Linked DNA regions of Homo sapiens: region 2 is linked to region 1. A link is a contact called in ENCODE Hi-C or POLR2A ChIA-PET data. All regions are on one chromosome and are shown on one strand. The core of a region is the stretch at or near the end of the contact, and the rest is flanking DNA. Distances in the headings are between cores, read along the strand shown. Region 1 overlaps LOC101929174 (a long non-coding RNA gene). Region 2 overlaps CTSC (cathepsin C).

Region 1 (3,521 bases), core at 950-3,449:
ATGCAATCCTTAGTCAAATTACCTGGCCCAATTTTTGCTCTGCAACATATTTCCCATGAACGGGTAAAGCTGTACTCATTGATTGCTATGGTCTGAATATTTGTGTCCTCTCCAAATTCACAGGTTGAAACTTAGTCGCCAATGTAATGGTGTTGGGAGGTGGGACATTTTGGAGGTGATTAAGTCATAAGGGTAGAGCCCTAGGGAATGGGATTTTTTCCCTTATAAAAGAGGCCCAATTGAGCTCTTTCACTTCTTCCATCATCTGAGGTCACCACTAAAAGGCATCATCTATGAACCAGGAAATGGGTCCTTACCAGGCACCAACTCTGCTGCTACCTTGATCGTGAACTTCCTAGCTTCTAGAACGATGAGAAATCAATTTCCGTTGCTTCTAAGGTACCCAGTTTATTATATTTTGTTATAGCCTGAAAACAGAGGAAAAAATTGATAAAATGAAGAAAATGGTAATAGCCACATCACTAGAATGTTCTTGAGATAAATTAGCTGATAAATGGGTAAAATGTAAAGACTTAACGAGGTATGGATAAGACATGGTAAAAACATCAGTAAAGGATGAAGGACATCATCTCTATTAATACAGCAAATAAGTGGCTCAGCCATTTACCCATGTCCTTGAGCAAGTCACTTTATCATCTTTGCACCTTTCTGCTCAAATGCAAAATTGAAGTAAAAGTTGTATCTACCTACATATGTTAATAAATGTAAAATGCTTAACCCAGAACCTAGCATGCACTAAATTCTCCTTAAAGATTAATGAAACACTAGTATGTATTCTTAAACGCCCTTTGAAAGTTTAGGAAGGTTTTGTTTGTTTGTAAGAATTAAAGGAGGCTTCATGATGAAGGAGGTATGTTGTCTGTGTTTTGTTTTGTTTTAATTTATTTTATTTATTTATTTATTTATTTATTGTTTGAGACAGCCTCACTCTGTTGTCCAGGCTGCAGTCCAGTGGTGCGATATCGGCTCACTGCAACTTCCGCCTCCCGGGTTCAAGTGATTCTCCTGCCTCAGCCTCCCAAGTAGTTGGGATTACAGGAGTGCACCACCACGCGCAGCTAATTTTTGTATTTTTAGTAGAGACGGGTTTCACCATGTTGGCCATGCTGGTCTTAAACTCATGGCTTCAAGTTATCCATCCGACTTGGCCTCCCAAAGTGTTAGGATTACAGGCGTGAGCCACCATGCCTGGCCTGTTGTCTTTGTTTTAAAAAGTAGGTAGCATTTGGACATAGAAAGACAAGGAGAAAAATCTAGGGAATTTTTTCTAACCTAGAGAATTAAACAGGTACATTTTGCCGGCCGGCACTATGGCATATGGTAGGCAAGAAGCAGTAGGGGTGGAAAGAAGAGAGAGGTAATCTGGAGACTTCTAGTCAGTCCAACCCTTGGCATTTCACAGACTGGAACCCATAGAGTCAATATAGAAACTGAACCAGACCCTTTATTCTGGAGGAATTTCCAGTAGATAATTAAAATTCAGTTTTTACTGCTTGGTCTAGTCTGTTAAAAAAAAAAAAAAAGGAAAAAGTCAATTTTAAAATTGTTCATCAAATTATCTGCTCTGTTTTTTACAATTAGAAAGATACTTACCTTTCCTAAGTCAAGGTCTTACACACAGACACACACACACACACACACACACACACACAATTTTACCTAGTAATTAATACAGAAATCCTATCCCACCTTTTTGACTTTTCTACTCCACCCACATCCCCTAACCCAGGACAATTTCAGCCACTACAAACAAAAAAACTAGCTGATAGAAGTGTAACCCAAACAAATTATTAACAACAACAGCAACAACAATAACATAAATGTTTATTGCATATCCCAATAGGCTTAACCAGCATTAAAATGATAAAGAAAACCTCATTCTGTCTCATCGTCAACTGTTCTACTCTAAAAAAATCTGTTAAAGGTAAGAAATATTTTTTAGAAAGTCAATAAACAAAAAGAAAAAAAAAAAAGTCCCCTGGAGAGTATTAGAGTGTTTACCACTGGGAGAGAGCTGCCCTCTGAAGAATAAAGCCAAATTACTGGCTTTTCTGAGCCTCACTGATGGGGGGAGAGAGGAAGAATTAAGACAGCTGTTCTTGTCTTAGTTGGAGAAGCTGCGAAGAGGAAACTGTGGGTGGTATGTCTGCTGAGTAAGACTTCTCAGAAAAGTGGTTCCTCCAGTTTTCAGGTTCCTGGAGGCCCATGACAGGCTACTTCCTAGCACTCATTCTGAAGACTTTGGGGTCAAGAGCAGCCCTGGCCCCCTATCCCTACTACCTACTGCTATCTCATATTTCCTGTGCTTTGGGGCTTTTCACCTAATAAATAACTGTCCTTTGAGTAAAAACACACCCTCCCAAATGCCAAATATATTTTAGTAATGAACTAGTGCAGGAATGGCCCTTTGAAACTTAGAACAGGCCTCACTGAAAAATAGTACATTCTTGTGACTTTAACCTAGGGTCTTCTATGCTAGTTCAGCTTAAATCCTCTGTTATCTCATTATGGAAAACTCACTTTTGTAGGGTTCCTCTAATTTTCTGCAAAAGCTTCAAATATTTGTTGTTTTAAGTCCTCCTTGTCCATAGAGTCTGACTATGAAAATGGAAAGAATCTTATTTTTAAGGTAGTCTAGCCCCTTAGACTAGTCCAGATTTGACTTCTCCAAGCAACATAATTCAGAGAGCTCTTCAAATAAATGATGCTATGATCCTATCTGGGCATCACCCCAGGAGGCAAGTGTCAGAGGTGCCTCAGACTTCTGGACGCAGGCTCTTTGCACTTACTGCAAAGCCTTACTGTCTCCAGAACACTTCCTTTCTGTTTTCCCTCTCCATCTTGTATTAGGATTCTCTTACCCGTACCGACATCCCATCTCCTTCATGTCTATCAAATCTTGCTAGCAGGAAGGCTGAGATCAATCACATATGGCTCAGTTTGAATTTGAATCCCTACACTCACTGTAACGAAGGAGAAGATTTGCTCTTGACTTGGAGAATTTTAGATTCTTCTTATTTATATGACCAAGAAGAGAAGTTTAAGGGAAGCCTCAAAATTATACCACAAAAACATTTGCTCACTTAGCCCAAACATAAGGCAGATATTGAATATGGTGAAACATGGGCTGGAAAGAGTTGCAAAATTCACTCCCCCCTATGCCCTGGGTCCCTCCTCAGCAGGGACAGCCAAGTTGTTTCCGGCTGACAGCAAACCAGTCCTGATATCCTGTTCTCATGACACACTCAGGCCCTTCACTGTTTCTGTTCATTCCTGACTATCTTTATACCAGTTGGAAATCCTGCTGCCGCAGAAACTAAAAATGACTCAAAAGCACTCCCTCTCTTTCTTCCAAAATTGTGTTTCTGCACAGCCTGTTCTGTGACCATCACATGACTCCACATTTGCTCATCTGTTCTTATCTGCCATCAAGTCCTGCAGGTCTTTCTCTGGAATCCTGTCCCCAACTCATTGCTCTTTCTCGTCTCTCCACAGCCTGG
Region 2 (3,499 bases), core at 411-2,910, 120 kb after region 1:
GTGAGCCACCAAACCTGGCCTGTCATGGCATTCTTAAACTGTCATGGTGCTGGTGGGAGTGTAGCAGTGAGGAAGACCAGAGGTCACTCTCATCGCCATCTTGGTTTTGGTGGGTTTTAGCTGGCTTCTTTACTGCAGCCTGTCTGTTCTATCAGCAAGGTCTTTATGACCTGAATCTTGTGCTGACCTCCTATCTCATTCTATGACTTAGAATGCCTTAACTGTCTGGGAATGCAGCCCAGTAGGTCTCAGCCTCATCTTACCCAGCTCCTATTCAAGATGGAGTTGCTCTGGGTCAAACACCTTTGACAACATCATTAAGCCTCAGTTCTCACACTGTTTTTGTTTTGTTTGTGTGTGCAATGATGGGCAAATCTCTGCCTTATAGGATGGTAGAAAAAAGGAACTTAATATTGTAATGACTGTTTTGTGCCAGATAATTGCTTTAAACTGTATCAGCATCTTATTTAGTCCTGTTAATGATATGAATGTTATCTTCATAACAGCTGCCATTTTATTAAGGACTTATCAGAGAAAAACACTGTTCTAAGCACTTGTTACCCATTATTACATTGAATTTTCATAACAACCCTTTGAGGTAAGCATGATTATACCCACTTTAATAGAAGTGAACTGTAGTTTTGTAATGTTAGGTTCCTTGCCAAATGTTACACAGATAGTAAGTGATAAAATCATATGCCCTGAAATTACATTATGCTGCCAAACTTAAATTTCTTTTTTATCCTTTATATTAGTATATTCTTAGGTTTAAACAAGACAACTAGTTAACACATACTAGATTTTGTCCACAGTTCCTGGCTCATAACTCCCATAGCCCTTGTCACTATCTTTTAACGTTGGGGCACATTAGGCCTCAGAAGTAGGCCTCAGAAAACAGAGTCTCTCTCTCTCTCTCTCTCTGATCTTCTTCCGCCCTCCTCTCACCTGCCCAGGGCAGCACTCTAATCTTCTCCTGCCTTTCTGATCTTGGGTCATAAGACCTTCATTTCCAAAGATGTCCTGTGTCATACCCTAAAGGAAGGAACACTGAACAGAGAGAGGCTCAGAAGAATCTGGACAGGCCTTGCTGTGTTTACATCATTCCCTTTATGTCCAGTCACATCTCTACATGGTTGTCAGTTGTGCCTATTTGATGAAGTCCCCATATAAGGCTCACAAGGACAGGGTGCAGAGAGCTTCCAGATAGCTGAACAAGTGGAAGTTCCTGGAGGGTGGCGTGTTCAGGGAGGGCATGGAAGCTGTGTGCCCCTTCCCCCATACCTTGCCCTACTCATTTCTTCATCTGTTTCATTTGTAGTATCTTTTATAATAAACCACTAAACATTAGTTAGTATTTCTCTGAGTTCTGTGAGTCACTCTAGCAAATTAATTGAACCCAAGGAGGGTGTCATAGGATCCCCACATTATAGCTGGTTGGCCAGAAGCACAGGTAAACAACCTAGGGCTTTCAATTGGCATGAGAAGTAGGGGGCAGTTTTGTGGGACGGAGCCCTCAGCCTGTGAGATCTGATGCCATCTCTAAGTACACAGTGTCAAAACTGGATTGGAGGACACCCAGCTAGTATTCACTGTGAAATTGGTTGCTTGCTTGATTTGTGGGGAAAAACCCACATGCATTTGATCACAGAAGTCTTTTGTGTTGACAGTTGATAGTGTTCAGTGAGAGAATTAAAAAAAAATTGAGTTTCTTCTTCAACATACTCTCTCAATGTGAAACCACAGAAACTATTTCCATTCAAAGATGGAAATGGTTTGTTTGCATCTTAGTTTTTATTTATACATCTTAGAAGAAATGTCCAAGCTTTGTTTTTTCTCTCACCCTATATATAAAATTACCTATGAGGCACAGATTTTTATGATCCTTGATTATATAGACTTTGTCCAAATTGTGTGTTTTATAGCATTACTGTAACTTGTTATAGTAATCTTTGTGTATATTATGTCTCTTAACATTGTCTTCCATATTGTTAATGACCATCTCATATTTATCTCTGTATCATGTATATCTTCAACCAATGTGACTGGCTTAGGAGAAAAAATTAGTGAACAATTAACTAGTGTTTGTGTAATCTATACAATTGTCAAGGTTACAATTGCTATTTTTGAAGAAATCGTTGTTGTTTTTCTCTTTGTTTCATCTCAGTTCCATTTTGTCATGTATTCTTTTTTTTTTTTTTTTTTTTTTTTTTGAGGCGGAGTCTTGCTCTGTCACCCGGGCTGGAGTGCAGTGGTGCAATCTCGGCTCACTGCAAGCTCCACCTCCTGGGTTCATGCCATTCTCCTGCCTCAGCCTCCCGAGTAGCTGGGACTACAGGCACCCGCCACCACGCCCAGCTAATTTTTTTTTGTATTTTTAGTAGGGACGGGGTTTCACTGTGTTAGCCAGGATGGTCTCAATCTCCTGACCTCGTGATCCGCCCGCCTCGGCCTCCCAATGCTGGGATTACAGGCGTGAGCCACCGCGCCTGGCCCCTTGTCATGTATTCTTAACCTGTGTTATATCTAAGAGAAGCTGTGAGAGACGGGACCATTTGTGGATAGGTGCAGAGGGCATGAAGTAGCCCAGAAAGAATCTTTGCCATTGACTAAATTTTAGCCTAGTAAAAAACATCTGGTAACCACTGAAAAACTAGAACAGTGTGATATGACAATGCCCAGTTGAATAAGAAATTCAAATAGTTTATAGTAACAAAAAATAATTTTTACCACATTGTGACTAGTGCCCTAAAAACAAATTTGAAGGAGCAGAGAGAGAGAGGAAGTGAGTTTTCGCTGGGGGCTGGTGAGTGGAGGCTACTTTATGAGCAGTTTTGAAAATTACAAGTTAGGGAAAAACTCTTAGGGGAGTTTTAAGTGGTGAGCAACAGGCACTTGAGGTTACAGGAGCAGCAGCATAAAGATATAGAACAGAGAGGCCATTTGGCAGTCTTGGGGAAACTCCAAGAAGTCGAATGTGTCTAAAGCTGTGGTTCTCTCTCTGTGTGTGTGTGTGTGTGTGTGTGTGCGCGCGTGTGTTTGTGTGTGTGTGCATGTGTATGTATGTGTGAAATCGCTAATACAGAGAAGCTGTTAGAACAATTTTCTCACTTCCCAAAAATGTCCGTTCATTCATGGGCCTAGGCAACTCTCCTTTGTGTGTCTTACAGCCCAACACTGTCATATAAGGTGTGGTTCTATAATGAAACAGTTTTATCTGTTGTTTACGGAGCTAGTCAGCCTGTGTTATGCTTGTTACTGGTTGAGGGTGTCCAGGTTCTTGGCTTCTTGAACAAAGAATTGGACAAAACTCACAAATGAGGCAAGGAAAGAATGAAGCAACAAAAGCGGAGATTTATTGAAAATGAAAGCACACTCCACAGGATGGGAGTGGGCCTAAGTAAATGATTCAAGGCCCTGGTTACAGAATTTTCTGGGGTTTCAATACCGTCTAGAGGTTTCCCATTGGTTACCTGGTGTATGCCTTATGTAAATGAAGAGG

What was found. Hi-C counts contacts between places; a loop is a spot of excess contacts on that map. ChIA-PET counts read pairs that join two places held with the same protein, here RNA polymerase II (POLR2A). Pooled maps may share reads with other maps.
Region 2: a pooled map shows a loop between it and region 1 (2.9-fold over the local background). The contact joins two enhancer-like sites. A Hi-C loop is called at or near these places in 2 of 168 maps with a recorded cell type or tissue (GM12878 and natural killer cell), 13 of 37 single-sample maps with no recorded cell type and 9 of 50 pooled maps. POLR2A ChIA-PET finds 5 or more read pairs at or near these places in 1 of 52 experiments (T-cell).

The regions. Positions count from the first base shown.
Region 1 is chr11:88,420,394-88,423,914 of GRCh38, reverse strand. It overlaps LOC101929174 (a long non-coding RNA gene), which reads right to left. Exons shown (of 5, transcript NR_188511.1): 3 at 318-428. Among named protein-coding and RNA genes, the nearest start is that of GRM5-AS1, 82 kb to the left of the region's middle. RefSeq lists a cis regulatory region at 2,002-2,377. Within about 2 kb of position 2,199, at least 12 of the 41 ENCODE cell types and tissues checked have a DNase peak (open chromatin) inside an H3K27ac peak, as active enhancers do; they include GM12878 and natural killer cell, where a contact is called at or near this core.
Region 2 is chr11:88,301,337-88,304,835 of GRCh38, reverse strand. All of the region lies in intron 4 of CTSC (cathepsin C), which reads left to right. Among named protein-coding and RNA genes, the nearest start is that of CTSC, 35 kb to the left of the region's middle. RefSeq lists an enhancer at 1,373-1,432. Within about 2 kb of position 1,660, at least 3 of the 41 ENCODE cell types and tissues checked have a DNase peak (open chromatin) inside an H3K27ac peak, as active enhancers do; they include GM12878 and natural killer cell, where a contact is called at or near this core.